Linked DNA regions of Mus musculus: region 2 is linked to region 1. The links are chromatin loops, found by intact Hi-C in ENCODE. Cell type or tissue: heart. All regions are shown on one strand. Links, peaks and the distances in the headings refer to the core of each region. The heading gives the core; the rest is flanking DNA. Region 1 has its middle 270 kb from the start of Etaa1. Region 2 has its middle 88 kb from the start of Gm12022.

The links. Peaks named below come from ENCODE experiments on the same cell type or tissue, not always from the same donor. Only the 100,000 strongest peaks of a DNase experiment are listed, where the experiment ranks them.
Region 2: it touches region 1 in a loop (3-fold over the local background); 2 of 42 quality-filtered maps call a loop at or near these places.

What each region holds. Positions count from the first base shown.
Region 1 is chr11:17,682,291-17,691,010 of GRCm38, forward strand. No RefSeq gene overlaps it. Among named protein-coding and RNA genes, the nearest start is that of Etaa1, 270 kb to the right of the region's middle. In heart, for the core only: a CTCF peak has its summit at 3,621; a DNase peak (open chromatin) is centred at 3,561.
Region 2 is chr11:18,576,746-18,585,465 of GRCm38, forward strand. It overlaps the pseudogene Gm12024. Among named protein-coding and RNA genes, the nearest start is that of Gm12022, 88 kb to the left of the region's middle. In heart, for the core only: no CTCF peak of the experiment used is centred there; DNase peaks (open chromatin) are centred at 4,926 and 5,856.

The sequences.
Region 1 (8,720 bases), core at 1,434-6,433:
TTCCTTTTCTTGTATCTGTTGACATTTGCCCTTCTTTTATCCTTTAGGAAAACAACAGTAGTATGATCCTACTGGGCCTATGACTCCTAGAGTCCTGAGCATTTGACCAGGCTTTCAGTACCAGGTCTGGATTCTTACCTGTGGAGTAGGCTCAAATCTAATCAGAAAGTGGTTGGTTACACCAGTAACCTTTGTGCCACTATTGTACTTGTGGATATATTTTGCCTAGTTCATTCGTATCAGTGTACAGGGCTGGCTTCTGGAATACTATTGGTGTCATTTCTCTTTGAAGAGAGATCTATAGAGCATTTCCCAACACTGTGATACCTAGTCAGCATGGGGGAAGTTTTACATAATTTTCAGCTTATGTCCTGCAACTAAAATATGTTGTTTTTAATGTAAGATTTTACTATCTGATTCTGATGCCAAGAACAATGGCAATAGCCTATACTGTTTTAGGAGGTCATTTGGGGTCTCCCTGACCAGTAACTGCCTATATCTGGTACTGAGATATGAGAGATTTTCATCTAATAACTCATGTCTACAAGGTGTATCATTTTCTATGCATTCAGGCTATATGTGGTTTTAATTATATTTTCAATTATCATACAAAGTAGTGTCTTTCCAAAGTTGTTTATATATTCTTAGTTTTAATTAGCCAATCCCACCCCTTCTGTTAAGTTTGAGGGAAGCAATCTATCCCTTCTCAATAATCATTGAGTATCTAAAGACTTTCAACTGGAGCCAGATTCAACCCTAGATATAGGACAGCACTTGTTCACTCGTTCAAGGAGCGTACATTCTAGTGAGTAAGTAAGTTAACAAATTAATTAACAAAAAAGTAATCAGGATATTTAGAATATAATAAGGTAGGTTAAAAATTGAAAAGAATTTTAAGAAAGCCAACAGACTACACACACAGAGAGAGAGAGAGAGAGAGAGAGAGAGAGAGAGAGAGAGGGAGGGAGGGAGGGAGAGGGAGGAAGAGGGAGGGAGGGAGGGAGGGAGAGGGAGAGGGAGGGAGGAAGATGATAGTGTAAGAACATTGCTAGGCATTTCTGCAAGGATGTCAGGTGGCAGCATTTGAGCTCTGGTCCACTTATGACAATTTCAGGGAATCTAGGAGAGAAGTGCTGTATGCAGAATGAATAAGGACCGATCACAAAGTGCTCAGTGGGCATTACATGGGAAAGATACTAAATGTAAGTAGAGTCTGCCAAGGGAATGGGGCAAAAAATGAAAGATAAACTTTGAGGTAGACATACATTTGCTCTTGCTTTTATTTTTTTGGATACATATAGTACCCAAATCTTAATCGTTAAGTTATATGAACATATATATTTTCTTCCTAAAATTCAAAAGGTTTCTGATTTCTTTTCCTCTTTACAAATACTTGCTATTAATATTCATTTAATTCCAGCCTTGCTGCTAGGTGTGCATGGGTATGGTTTTCACTGTGGATTTTTTTAAGTGGGGAAGATTTTTAAAATATACTATTTGTACAGCATTCCTACACTTTAAGTACTTGACATAGTGTATTCTCATAGATATTTATCACTATTATATATATATATATACATATGCATATATGTATGCAAGTTACACACACATACACATACACACACACACACACGTCACCTGGGTTCAATATAATGCCAGCACATCTGAGAAGTCCTTCTCTCCTATCAGGTGTGATTTGTCCTTGACACTTGTCTGATATTCTCTACATGGAACTTTTCTCCCAGACGTTTTGTCATTGTCATCAGCCAACCTCAGTTCAAATGCAGCTTCCTGTGAGGTTTTCCTACTGCCTGAGCTAAAACCTTCCACAACTATCATGATACCTTCTTTCTCTGTGGATTAGTTTTGTTTACTTTTGAACTAAAGTACAAGTGATCACAGCATGCATTTATTTGTGTTAAGAAGAAATGTGACTATTTCATAGTTTGTCTTACTCTTGATAGATTTTGGACTGTGTCCAATAAATCTAGTATGAATAAAGGTATTATAAACATTCCTGTGTATGCCTTTGTTAGACATGAGTACTCAGTTTGAGCTTATAACCAGGAGTTCTTTTGTTAGTATTATTTAACAGATGTCACACAACAATTTTTAAGTGATGATATTGACATATACTCTTCCTAAAAATACAAAAGCGTTATAATTTCTTCCCTTCTTACAAACACTTCACTACAACCATTGTTTTTAACTCCAGCCATTCTGTTAGGTATATATGGGTAGGTATGGTTTTCACTGTAGAGATTTTGTGGGAGTAGAAATGGCTTTTAATATATTTTTAATACATTCCTACATATTTTTATAAAAGATCTATCTATCTATCTATCTATCTATCTATCTATCTATCTATCATCTATCTATCTATCTATCTAGATATCTATTGCTTATGCACGTACACTGTAGCTGTCTTCAGACAAACCAGAATAGGGCATCAGATCCCATTACAGGTGGTTGTGAGCCACCATGTGGTTGCTGAGAATTGAACTCAGAACCTCTGAAAGACCAGTCAATGCTCCTAACCGCTGAGCCATCTCTCCAGCTCATATTTCTACATCTCAGAAACTTGATATATTGTCTTTTCATAGAGTTCACCATTAGGTTATTGATTACATGGTTTGATGTAAAAACTTTAGATTTCAGGCTTCCTGACTTCCATTTCTTAATTCCAACCTCACATTATTTTCCCTCTGTAATATTCTGATAGCAGTTCAAGGACTCCAATATGTTGACATGACATCATAAGTTGATTGTCTTTTAAAAATGCAATATTTCATCATTTATAGGTTGACCCTATTCCAGGACCCAAAGGAAAATGGAAAATAGGACTTAGAACTTGAAAGAGAAAATTTGAGTGAGCCTTCAGTTTAATGCAGTTTCCATTCTTGGAGCCAAAAGGCTCTGTAGGCAATACACAGAAGGAGTTGCAGAGGATGAGGGAGTGGAGACTTTTGGTTTCGTTACATACTCGCTGTACCACTGCATCAGGGTGTCTAGGATTTTTGCCCTCATGATGAAATTATGGGTGTTATCCTTCATTTCCTGTTTTGGAAAATGGTTTGACTTATGAAAAACAGGTTAATTGCATATTGTTTTTGTGAATTAGGTTGCTAATTTTTCACATCATAATTAAGCTAATTAGAATTCTATTATTTTCCAACAGTTTTAATGAGGTCTTCTACTTGGCAAGGAACCTGTGAGACCAAAAACCATTGCCATTTGTTAAAAGATGGAGAAACCCCGATGACAAGCAGAGTTTCAATTGCATTTCAGTTAATACGATTTATTCGTTAAGCTGATTATATTTTGTTGCTTCAAGTCTGACAAACTTCTAAAGTTGTCCACTTTTCTACTATGTCTCTGTTGCTCTATCTCCACTCCCGCCTCCATTCCTCCTTAGAGAATTTGTGGCGTCTGGGTTAAAATAGGTGGAAACAGTCTCTGTTTCCAGCCACCGCTCCCCAGCTTGGTTGGAATGCTCATCTGGTTGTGATAGAGCCTGCGGGTTCGGCCAGCAGTTCTTAAAATAGTTCCTTGGCTTATAAAAAAAATAGTCATTTGGGCAGCTCAGGGTTTGTTCTCTGGCTGCTTCTGGCAACTTGCTTTGGGGGGCACTGTTGCTCCAGTTTGGGAGTTACAGCTGGGCTTTAGTGAGTGATGGCTCTCTCTTGCACAATCTCAGATCTGCACCCCTTGTCAAGTAATCATTACAAATGTTTCACATAGGAGCAAGCTGGCACTAAGCAAAGGTCTGCCTTTTAAAAGAAGCATGGGCCCTAGGGGTGGGGACCACTCTGTCCTGACCATTGTAACATTTTCCCCTTTGACAGTGTAATTAAGTGCTAATTAACTAAATGAGTGTAAATGAGTGAAGGTTGAGATAAATATCTACATCTTCTTAATCTATTTTCCCCTCGAAGATTTGATAAAGGAAATTTGGATTTAATGGAAGATATCTGTCAATTATTTTTTTTAAGGTGGCAAATCTGTTTAGAAGGAACTGAAATACACCAGTTTTAATTTCTACAGGACAAGTTAACAGCATATGAATATAAGAGAGGTGCCATAAAATGGGGATGTGGTGCTGCAATAATTATGGTAAGGAGGCTTGGTGAAACTACCTTTTGCAAACATCTGCTTTCTGCTTTTTTTCATATCCTGCAGATGTTGCTGAACTGATGAAAAATACTGACAGGAGAATACATTAGCCCATGAAGTCATTTCAATGAATAAAGCAAAGACTAGCTTTTAACTTTCTAAAAAATCTACTTAGAAAAGAACTCTGCTTCCAGAATAGGGAGAGATTACACCAATAATTGAGAGGGGCCCAGGGCCTTCTAAAAGCGTCAATAGTGATCTCTTCTTGCCAAAGGGGAGAAGAGATGCTTTGTGGGGGAGCAGCCAGGGTAATAAATGAGAATCTTTGTAATTCAGGCACTTTTCCATTACCTTCCATGGTGAGTGATTAGAAATGAGACTGAGGAGCAGCCATGGAAAGCCCACTTTTGTGCTTGGCAGTAGAGCAAAAAGCTGCTGAGTTTTGCCCCAACTACCCTGCCTATCCTGCTAGGCAGCCCCTGAGGCTGAGACCAGAAACAGATTGACAGCTCTTGGGTTGGAGCAAGAATCTTGGAAAGGAGGTGCTATTTGTGGTTCCGGGCAGTCAATACCCTTCCCAGACAGGAAGTGGTAAGTCAGGCACATGTATGCTAAACTGCCTGGAAAGCAAGGACTGAGCCTGGGAAACGGCATTTAATGGGGTTCAGTTGCATATGAGATTAAAACCCTGAAATAAATGCAAAAGAACTATTTTGGCCTATACCCTATTTGGCAGGAGGATTAAGAGCCTGAAATAGTCCTCTGGCTGCCTGGGAACTCTGAATCACTCCCATTATTGATATAGCCACTTCGAGTCACAGCATCATGTGTTCAGAAGGCCCCAATTAAAATGTACAACAAGTGTTTTTCTGATAACCAACCTGGCAGATAAGAAGGATGTACTTATATAATGTTTTTGTTAAAAGAAAGACAACAAGAAAGAAAGAAAGTAAGAAAGAAAAAGAAAAAAGAAGAGAGAGAGAGAGATTCCAAAACAGAAACTGCACTTTTCTAATTCTTCTCTGAATTGACCTTTAATTGCTTACAGCTAGTAGTATCATCCTTTTTTCTTTTTCTTTTTTCCTTCTGAGGCAAAAGGACAAATCTGCACCATGTCTCGGGAAAGACTTTTTATTGTCTGTTCTATGAGGCCTGGAGGTCCCTGGAGAGGGATTCTTTCCTGACCACACAATCCTTCTGTTTTAGCCACAATGCACGGGTGATACCACCAATTACCTCTCTCCAGCTCTACCATTTACTCTAGTACTGGTGCATGGCATATTTCTTACTGGCATTAAAGGCGTTGCTTCATCTTTCCTCCTACCCAACCCTTCTTTTCTCTGCACCTGGCTAATTTCGGACTGTGATTTATCAGCTGTATTTCTCAATGCAGATTATCAGGTTCAACTCAATATGACCAGTTCTTGCTCCTTTGGGGGAATCTTGGCCCTAATGTAGAGTGGTATTTAAAGGCTATTTAGCCTCATTGGCAATATCATCATAATAACTTGTAACATTTATGCCTCTTCTAGTATGAGTGACATAGCTCCTCGGCTGTTTTAGTTCACTGATCATCTCTTCTCTGCCTTTGGCTAAGAGCAAATGTTGAATCTGCTGGTCCTCCCAGTGATAATGATATGAGTGAGCAGCAAAGTAAGATGCTGAGGTTATAGGTGAAGAAATAGATGCTCACAGAAACGAAAGCAATTTAAGATAATGCAGCCAGTGAAACTAGGATTCCACTTTCTTCAAGACTTTAAGTGTGCAGAGCAAGCAAGCCCCACTACTACAATAATAGCATTAAGAACCTAACTAACATAAGCCACAATGGAAATGTCCTTGTGAGGTCCTGTAGATGTGCCAAGAATGGGACAAAGCAGGGAAAATGGAGGTAGGTAAACACTGAGGGATGAAACTGGGAGATCATGTTTAGAATTGATTTACCCTAAAAAGAAAGTGTTTTATAAAATTAAAATAGGTATTTTGTTATGAAATGGGTTCCATAGCTCTATAAGCTTGATAAATATTTAAATATAGTTATACATTCTTAATTAAAGTGTTATCAGAGCATTCGACACACATCATCAATTCCCGAGACAGAAATTGGATATCCTGTAAGCATTTTACAAACATTAGACATAGAGCCAGCTCTCTTCTAGCCGGGGATCAAATATTGGGCCTTGCTCATGTTAGTAAGGGCTCTACTACAGAACTAATCCTGACCAAACACATTTTGTGAGGACACAATCTACAGACAAGCCTGAGAGGGTAGGTTGATAGGTGACAGAGGAGACAGCTGAGAACTCTTCAGATTTTAGGGAGAGGTCTAGAAGTCATGTGTATTGATCATGCAGTTATTGAACCCAAAAATTTAATCATGCAATCTAGTAGACTTGAAGGATCTATAAGAGGAAAACTGGTCCATCAGATTTCCATAAGCAAGATGGGACTGAGTGAGGTGATAGTATGATGGGAGGCTGGAGGAGAGCAAGCTTCCAGCTAACCAGTCATAGTTGTGTCACCCTGGTCAAGTCACTATACTACAAGAGAATGGATTAATTTTTTTTTTTAAAGATTAGAGTTTAACAATTCTGTAAATAAAAGCTGTAAGTTATAAACAGAAATAATGGATATGTAATGTGGGGAAGGCTTGGAGAACTGATTGGTTTGGCAGTGAATGAGGTCTTTGTTAAATATCACCAGGGAGAACGGTGAAAATCCCATAAGGACTAAAACTGTTATGCCTCGTGGATACCATGATGAGGGGTACTTCACATTACTTGCCACATATACAATGGTTAACTGTGCAAACAGTAAACAGCCATTTCTTGGAAAGTCCCTTGGCAAACTATATTCTGATTTTGACTATCTCAATTTGATTCTGAGACGTACCAATATTAAACTGGAAAGTAAATTAACTAGTCAATATGATGCTTCTCAATAATATGGATCTTTTGCAAAACATGGCAAACCTCTATTCAGCTGATCCCACTGACTGATAGGGCACAGACGTTTCTTGCCCCTGGGGTGTGTCTGCATTCCTATGAGAATCAGACAAAATAGGTGAGAAGCCTCATCGAGGAGAGACGGCAGAAAGTTCAGGCTTGTCTCACCCTGAAATTATAAATCTGTCCTCCAGCAAAGCTCAGCTTTTCCTTCCTGTCTGTAATGTGTTTGATGGCTCAAGAAATGTGCGTTGGTGCAAAAAAAGGTCACTACCAGAATCTTTCAAACTCTTTTTGCTGATCAAGAAGCTGTGGAACTCTGACTTTCTGGTGTACGGGGCCCAGCAACTTGCCAGCTAGGACTAGCTACCCGCTTCTCTCTGGAGATTTTCTCACTCTTTGTGATTTGTCTCCCTAGAAGGACACAACTAAACTCCATTTCTTTTCTTCTTTTTTTTTTTTTTTCAAATTTTCAAAATGTGCATGAGGATTTTGCCTGCTCCCAAGTCTGTGTGCCATGTACATGCCTGGTGGCAGTAGAGACCAGAAGAAGTTGTTAGAGACTCTGGAACTGGAGTTATAGATGGTGAGCTGTTATGTGGGTGCTGGGAATTGAATGCAGGTCCTCTGGAAGAGCAGTGGTACTCTTATTCATTGAGATGTCTCTCAGCCCTAAACCCCACTTAATATTCTGTTGTGCTTTCTATTTAACTATTGTGCATGTAGATGCTTCACAGAAATGGGTGAAGTGAATGATAATCAGTAAAAGACAGAACAAAGCCTAGCCTCTTCTAGGCCAAGCCAAGTCACCCTGCTTTCTGCTGTCACTTTTGGTATCTGTCACCTCTCTTTCAGCATCTCAGTATTTGTGATGTCAATTGGCTGAGGAGTCAGCATGCATCAGTTTCTCTCTTCCTTTTTGCCACTTGAGATAAATCTGTCATGGTAAAACTTGGACCTCTAGGCTTAGATTTTTCAAAAACCTACTTTAATAAGGGTTCTTAAATGATTTAACTTCCCTTTTAGCCCACCACCCAGCAGAGGCAGAGGAAAGGAAAGCTTAATAGAGCAAGGGGTGATGGTTGGTGAGTCTCTTTAGAAATAGTTCTTTGGAGCAACTCCAATCTTTGTTGTCAGCAGTTCAGGTCACACAAATCAGCAGCTGTAACTCCACTCACAAACTCCACTCACAAACACCATTCATGAATCAGCACTGGCAGTTAAATACAGAAGCAACTGCAATGCTTTGCCAATTGGCCCAAGTCAGCGGAAGTTGCAAGAAGCCACCTGAATATCACAAGACGTTCTTTGGTGCAGTGCTCTCTATGAAGTCAGCACAAGCAATGATCAACTGTGACATCTGCTCTCGACCAGCCATAACGACACGACACAATCGGATTCTTCTCAACAGCCTTTATTACAGGAATGCCTCAATGCTTCTACGGGGACCCCGGGCACCCAGGGAGCCCTGCTTATATGTACCCCAGCACAGGAGAAGGCTCTGTGGCCCCCTGGGATTGGTCAGTCTGCCAGCACCCAATTTGCATGCACCAGCTCGGGAGGGGTTGGCGCCAAATTCGAATTGACGCCTGAGCAGTGGTGTTGTTTATGACAATGGCAACTGGAAACCAGCGCCATCTTGGAGTTGGCTTCCCACAATCA
Region 2 (8,720 bases), core at 2,360-7,359, 900 kb after region 1:
CTATGGTGCTTCAACAGTGGTCTCATTTCTAGGCAAGCTTACAAACCTGTACAAGGTTGGAACCATAATTTACGTGGGTGCTAAGATTCAAGAGAAAAGGGAAGAAAGAAAAAAGAAGAAAAGAGAAGAAGAGAAAAGAAAAGAAAAAAACCCAACCTTTTGGGGAGGCAAGGGCATTTAAAGGAACCACAAGAATGCCAACAATATTCAAATCCCCCCCTTTTTTAAAAGAGATTTTTTTGGGGGGTGGAGACTTTAAAGTATTTCACTCTAAATGTCAATGGAAGAATGTCACTAATACACCCTGGACACCTTTGTAATGTAAATCCATGCCCCCTCCCCTTTTTTAAACATGGTGAACTTCAGCCTAGCAATTGTTACAACAAATATTATAGTCTAAAGCCCAAACACATTTGAGCAACTTTTGAAATTGAACTGAGTACAAACCAAATAAAATTTACAACATAACAAACATGTCCGCCTAGGACTGGGGACACTTGAACCTTCCGCATGGATCCTAGGGCCTTCTCCCATAAGTGCCTCTCTAAGTCATCAAGGTTGTCATCTTCAGCTTCACTCTCAGACTCCTTCCTGGGCTCTGGTGCTGCTGCAGGCTCTTCCTGTGCTGATGTGGTGATGACAACAGAAACAGCTGCAGGGGTTGCAGCAGCTGGGGTGGCCAGGGCCTCAGCCTTCTCCTTCTTGTGTCTAGGTGCTTCTTGTGTTTCTTGTCCTCCTCCTCCTCCTTTTTCTTTCCACCTCCTTCTTGACCAGAGTTCCTGGCAAGGGATGGGCTTGGTGTTGGTACTGCAGGTGACCAGTTTGTGACTGGTAACACAGGTGACCAATTTGTGGAGGGTGACTGAGACTGCACAGGAGAGGGAGGTGCTGAAGGCTTTTTAGCTGCTGGCTCAGGAGATCCAGAGACAGATCTGGAAGATGAAACCCTTCTTAACTACTGAGGGCTCAAGGAGGCAGCCATTTTTATCTTTTAGGGCTCCAGAGTTCTGGAGACTCTCCTAATAGGCCTAGTACTTGGAGATGGAGACTGCCTTCCTTGGAATGACTCTGAAGTTCCTCTTCATACAAGGAGAGGGCTTGAGGTCTGGTTGTGGTGATTGGGCATCCCAGGTGGAGTGGCCTGGGGAAGACCCTTTCCTATGCTTTGAAGATAAGGAGGCTGAGTGTCTCTTGGTGACTGGGGGAATGGGGGGGGTGTTCTTTGTTTAGGAGGTGGAGAGCGGGAGACCTGGCACTTTGGTGGTGGAGATGGTGCTGCCCTTCACTTGGGAGGGAATGGGGGTGAGGTGGTACTCCGTTTTGAATGTAGGGAAGGAGAGTATATCCTCTGGATGGGAGGAGAGTATCTTCTTGGAGATTGTGAGCAGCATCGGGGAGGAGAAGGGGTCCTTTATTGTGGTGGGTTGGCTGAGCCACCCAGGAGGTAGAGGTGGGGAGGAGCAGGGGCTGGAGAAGGGGATCATTGGCCTTCTGGCAGGAGGCAGATAAGGACTTTTCCTTCTACTACTCTTAGTCACTGGCAACTTCCATTGCTTTCCCATCTGCATCCAAGGGGAAGTCTCTCTTTGGCACTTTGGAGGTGATGGAGAGGCACTCTGAGAAGGGGAATGTCTCTGCTGCCTGCCTACCTCACCATTCTTCACATGGTGAGGATCTCTTGGGCTGTTCAAACGAAGGCTGCTGATTCTGGCATCTGTATTGTCTCCTCTGCTGCACAAGTAGCTAAATATCATTAATAGTGTCAGCTTCTTGTGGACAGGACCTTAGCATAACTATCATCTGAAAGGATTCACCCAGCAGCTAATGGAAACACACTCAGAGACCCACAGTCAAATATTAGGTGGAGCACAGGGAATCTTGTGGAAGATGGGGAGGAAGGATTGAAGGGTCCAGAAAGGTCAAGGATGCCACAAGAAAACCCACAGAATCAACTATCCTGGGCTCATAATTGCTCACTGAGACTGAGACTGAACCACCAACTAGAGAGCATATACATGGGATTGACCTAGGCCCCTGCATATATGGAACAGATGTGTAGCTTGGTCTTCATGTCAAACCCCTAAAAGCAAAAGCAGAAGCTTTCTCTGACTCTGTTGCCTGCCTTTGGATCTCTTACCCATAACTGGGCTGCCTCTTCTACCATCAATAGGAGAAGATGCACCTAGTCGTACTGCGACTTGCTACACTAAGGCAGGTTTATATCCATGGGATGCCTCTCCACCTCTGAGGAGAAAGGGAGAGGGAAAAGGACATGAGGGACAAGAATGGACTAGGAGCAGAGAAGGAAGTGGAAGTTGCAATGGGGCTGTCAATTAATTAATTAATTAATTAATTAATGAAATATCCAGGTATAGCCCATTATTTCAGAAAAGTTGTAGGAACTGAATCAGCTAGTCATATAATAACCAAGAGCCAGTGAAATGGCTCAGTGGGAAAGGGCACTGATCACTGAGCCTAACTATTTGCATTTGACTCCTAAAAGCTACATTGAGAAAGAAGAGATGAACCCAACTTCTACTAGCTATCCTGTGATCTCTACAAGTATTCCATGACATATCAACATGCAAAGAGAGAGAGGGAGAATGAATACATGAAAGAAAAAAAGAAGAAGAAGAGTTGGCTCAGTGATTAGGAGTGCTTGTTACTCTTGTAGATGACTAAGTTTGGTTTCAAGCTCCCATGTCAGAAAATTAACAACCTTCTATAAAGTACAGATCCAGGGAATCCTGCATTCTGGGCTCCATGACTACCTACACAAAATCTCTCTCTCTCTCTCTCTCTCTCTCTCTCTCTCTCTCTCTCTCTCTCTCTCTCCCCCCCCTCACACATATACACAAGAAAAATTATAAAATTAAAGTCTGAAAAACGCAGTAACAAAACAACAGGACAATCTTCCACAAATGTGCTCACCAACTTGGTCTAGATAATTTCTCATTAAGACTCTCTTCCCGGATTATTCGAGGTTGTGCCAAGTTGACATTTAAAAGTAACCTGCATAGTCAATATTCATAATTCCTTGGCTATGCGGAAATATAATAGAAAGCACTGACCTTGGAGGGGTTGGGTCTTGAATGTTACGGTGACCTCCTGAGCCTAGTTATGGCTTCCAAGGGAATTACAAAGTTAAGAGCTGACTGACTTGGCTTTTCATTGGTGATAGACAAGTTCCTTTCTTGACCGTTTTGACTAGAGTCTTGAGCCAGTCATATTCAACAAGATAAGGACAATTTCTTAGTTGGCTCAGACAACTGTGACACAGCAGAAACATAGGAAACTTCATAAGGAGTGGAAGGAAGAGACAGGAAAAGTCACTCTCCTCTTCTCACACTTTCCATACCGTTCTATGCCTATATTGCCTTCATATCACAAATCAGCAAAGGACCTTTGATCACAAAGGTCTGAGAAGTAATGGGACAGAAAGCCTCTTAAGGAGTAGGATCATTACCAGATGTGACAAGAACCCAGTTATGGCCTCAATCCTCTCGTCTCTATGAGGCCACAGAGGACCTGTGGGAGAAAGTGTTTTAATTATTTGACAAGAGCTGTCTGAAAGAGTAGTTTCTAAAACAAGTGTGAAAAACATACTTAAGGAGCAAGATGCTGTGCAATCTTTAAAAATGAATTATCTCCTAAACAGTCTGGTGGTAGATGAACATAATTGTTCCCCAGTGATTCATAGAACCAGAGTGGTTTGCAGACTCTAAGCCCCCACTGCTTGGATTCACTCCTGCCTCTAGCACTCACTTACAAAGATGTTGGGGGTAGGCAACTCTGTTCACATCATGTTCTTCACCTATAAGGAAAATATATTCCTCATAGGGTTAAAGTTTGGAAATATAAATTATTAGAAAGCATTGCACATGCTGAACACTCATTAAAAACTTTAATTCAATGTAACATTCTGCCTTGATGTAAAATCCCCAGGCCAGAAACCGAAGATGGCAATAATTTCTTCCTTAAAGTTTTATTATTCATAAATAACTGTAAGAACCAGACTCTAGAATTTCTTCAAGCGTCTTCCTACCAAACTACCCGAGGTTCTCCAGAAACACATTCTGCTTCTGAGAAACAAGGCCTGGGTATTGGGATGGAGCATGCTGTTGCTTTATACCATAGTGTGCTTGTGTTAATGACTATTTTTATTAGCCTGGCATTGGTGACAATCAAAGAATTAAAGGAGCAAAGAGCTAGTAGCTCCTAGCCCAACGGGCACCACAGATGCTGTACACAAACCAATATAAAAGGCACAAACTTTATACTCTGTTCTTTTCTCTCAGGCTTTCTCTATATGCTGAGCTATCCCCAGACAAAGGAGAGAACTGCTCTGTGGAAAATGATGGTCTCCACAGTGCTTCCGACAGAATGCATTCATTTTCCTGGAATGGAGTGCCAACTAGGCCCAGCCACCTTCTGCTCCTAGAGAATGATTGCCTCAGCCCAGTTCTTAAGAGACCAGCAGTGAGTCCATGTTCAGTGGGGCCTGGGCTGAGCTCTTGCAGCCTTCCCCCAGCCCTGGAAACCTTGGCAGGCATCAGTTCTGAGCCTGCATGTCCCCACCGATGTGGAAATTGTCATGTGTTACGATGCTTTAAGGGTATTGTTGAAGCTTTCATCGAAGTATAGCAGGCTCCCACCTCATGCTAAGTAAAGCAGCTGGTAAATGTTGCGCTGTGGCTGCAGATGGATTGGTGGTGGCAGGCCCAGAGCTCACCACCTCTACTTAAACAGGTGTTTGACTCTGTATTTTCCAGGTGGCCAGAAGGAGCCTGATTATTCAGCGAGAGTAGAAGCCATGCGGGATAGGAATAGCTCTCCAGCATTGGCAAGAGGGAGCAGCCAGCCACTTGGCTTTAATCCATCTGTTCACAAGACATGATCTTAAAGCCAGAACTTTTCCACTGGAGACTTCCTACTTTGAATTTTAATGGTCAGGTCAGCAAGGGCATTGTGGCGCCAACTCCCATGCTTTGTCAAGAGCTGCCTTGTTGCCTGGGGAAAGGGGGTTGGCTAACTAAGTTACAAGAGTCAGAGGCCATTGGAGTTTCCAGCCAGGGTATTGCTGCTTCATCAGCCCAGCTGCCAGGTGGAACATGAGAAGATAAAGTTGCCACGGCATGTTATATTTCTCCACGGCCATGGATCTACCTTTAAGAGGGAGATCCTCTGTAGTCACTGGGAAATGACAGGCAGCATCAACAGCTAGCCACAAAATCACAATGCAAAAATAAACAGATGTTCACTGGAAGGCATACAAGCATCTTTTAGCAGCAAAAAGATTCACAAATAAGTTTTCAAGGCAATCAGGGTAAGGGAGATTGGAACCACCTGTCTATTTAAGGGATTCCTGAGATGAGCTCAAACCAGTCTGAGACACTCAGAACATCTTAATTGAAAAACATTAAGAGAAAATAGCACACTGGCAAGAGGAAACATACTTAAGTGTAGAAATAAGCTAACATCAAAAAGTCCCTGGCAAGGATTCTCAAGCAAGAAGAAGCTTGAGAAAGCCAGTTCATTTTCTTCACAGCTCAGGGTCTACAAATCTCAGGGGAACCCCTGAGCATAAAGGAGTACAGGACCTCCACATTCATATACAGAATGGGTGGGTGAGCAAGGGATACACAGCTCTCAAGTCCTTTCCAATGGCTTGGAGTAAGATGAGTAAATCTGTCATGACTTATAAATGGGAGAGAAGAGTGGGGACAGGCCTTCTCATGGGGCCACCTGCCCCAAAACTGGTGCTGTGGGTGCCCCTGCCTTTCCCTGGCTCCTGTGACACAGCAGACTGGAGGGGACAGGAAGACAGCTGTCAGATTTCACATGGCACTCACTCTTGGCAAAGAGACAAGTCTAGCGGCGGCCAAACCCTTGTCATGATCCCATCAGTCCCACAATGGTGGGGCTTCTGCTGGCTAGTGGCAGGTCACAGGAGTGTGGGAGCTCCTCTGACCCCCACATCTGAGTCCCTAAATCAAACTGCTTTCCCTCCAGAAAAGCCTGGGTGAGAAATTTCTTGTGCCAAGTTTGTTTATACAATGAAGAAATGTTGCTGAGATCATAGGCAGGTGTCTTCCTGCTATTGTTTATTTATAATTCATAGCCTAAGTTGCTTAGAAATGGATTAAAGAATAATAAAACCATATATAGTCATATAAACAATTAGTCTTGTTTCTACATCAGCACTCTTGAAATTTGGGTTTAGATGAGTTCTTTGAGAGTACTGCTCTGTGTTGGTGTAAGATGTCTACCACTACTACTGAAGCTACTACCCAATGGATGAATGGTGTACAGCCACCTTCAATGTAGCAGCAAGAATAATCTCAGCCAACGCCAAATGTTCCTGGAGAGAAGAGATGTCCAAACACCCTCTGGTTAAAAAAATTGCCACATATACAAAATTGTAGAAAGAAATGGCAGATCTAAGTGAACTTAGTCTGAGTAAGTTTCCAATGTGAGAACCTAGTGTGGGAACTTTTAACCCTGGACTTGCCAAAATTATTGAGCACTTTCTAGAAACTCTGCTCTATGCCCTGGTTCAGAGCAGACTCCATTTCACCATATATCATTTTAAAGAAGGACAGACAGCATGTGGGGAACCAGGAGGAAGACTCTCCTGGTCAGTGAATCTGTTTTATTATCTGTTATCAAAGCAAAAGATCAATACAAGTAAAACCAGAGTCATGATTCTGGAGAATAAGACATTTGCAAAGCTGACAAAAGGCCAAGGGAAGGCAAAATAGTTCACTGATACAAAGTATTGATATCTAAATTCACCAAAGCTTCATGGTTCTGTTCATGTTCACCAGCATCTCCGTGTGCTTCACTGAAACCACATCTTGTCTGGTTGACCCCAAACTCAACCTAGGAAAGACTGCTGTTGCATCCGCTTATACAAGTCACAGTGTCTGCCATCATTCCATTGGCCTTACCTGCCATCCAACCTCATTGACAGCAGGTCAGTGGGTTCAAGGCTTTGGGCCATATAGTACTTTCTAGTTGCTAGCCTTTTCTGAAAATACCATTTGGGTTATTTTTGGTTGTTGTTGATTTGTTTTGTTTTAAATTTCACACAGACTTTTCATGGAGGACTGATCTTCTGGGTGGGCTTGGTACTATAGCCCGTTGAATGTTAACTGATGAAAGGTAAGAGCTGTCTAAACCTTTAGCTCCTAGAAGTATCAGTTATCTATGGATTTGAAACACATCAAGATATCTGCTGATGCTCCCATCCAAGCTCCAAACCTGTGCCCTCCTCAATCTCTCTCTCTCTCTCTCTCTCTCTCTCTCTCTCTCTCTCTCTCTCTCTCTCTCTCTCTCTCTCTCTCTCTTTCTCTCTCTCTCTCCACCTTAGCACTTAAGAAGGTGGCAGGGAGCAGACCCATGGAGTAGGCAGAGGAAAGTCTTTTCTCTGACCTGGTACCAGGGCTAAGGACAAAGCCTGGTGATTTCTTTTAGATTAGTAAATCCCCAGGGAAGGAAGGCTGCCAAGTGGAGGTGGAGGAGCACATCCGGGAGGAGCACATCTGGGAGGAGCACATCCGGGAGGTGGCAGTGGGTTACAGGGCTTGCTTTAAATGCCTAGGGGGACGAGTTTTATCCCTGCTCAGAACTGTGTCTCACAGGGAAGAACAAAAGCAGGAGACACATGGGAGAGACTGGAGCTGTGGCAAGCCACCTCCAAGTCAATCACTTGGTACCACAAGACAAATGAAGGTGTCCCTTGAGTCTTTCTACCTCACCACTTTTATGTGAAGGTTTGACAAACGATGCAAATGAAGGGTACACGGAAGTGATTAAAACCAGCCCTTGCAAAAGCAGGGTAACCATGCTGGGCTTGAGTCGCCCTCATTTCTCTGATTCTATTATGACCCCCATCACTGCCCTAACTTTCCCAGAATGTTTTATGCTTTTCACATATCAACATTATCTGCTCACCTGTCTTCCTCCTTCCTTCGATAATACATGAGTCTATTTGCTGAGACTGCTTTTAAACAATAGGATTGTGCCAATGGACTGATAATGAAAGTATTTGTTTAGTGTGCTAAAAGGCTCATCTACTTGCTGCAGTGTTGGTACTTTCCAACATGGATTACACCACAAGAGCTCCTCCCAAAATCTCTCACAAGGAACCCATGCTATTGGTGAAATCCCCTGGGGATCCTGTTAAAAAGAGATTGTCAATCCTAAAGGAAGACAAACAAATTGAGAATTCCTCCAAGCAAAGGCATCCTAGTCTAAAGGGACCATGTCAGTCTCTCAGATAAGCCAAGGAAACAGCTGGGCTTCTTTATTCTGTGCCCTCCAGCTGCTTCTGCCACACAGGCAAGGCAAGGTATGGGTGCAGCTCTGCTGATCTCTGATTGCAAGGCTTCGCCCTTGGTTTGGCTGCCTGCTTCGTCAAAGTACAATGGAAGTGGTGACCTGTAAAAGGAACCAGCCCCATCAATCGGACAAAAAATGCAGGGCTCAGGAAACTCCCCCACACTAATGGTTCATGCTAACCAGGCCAAGTCAGAGTACTGTAGTCACACGAGGCTCTGTCTACAAAGAGGCCTCGGATGAATATCAGACGGCATTGAGAATGGCAAGGGAATGAGTGATGGTGAGAAATAGCAATTCAGGACTTTGTCTCAATCTCGCCCGCATTCCTCAGAGCTATTGGGAAATGTCACCATGCCCACTGGTAAGGATGAGTCTCC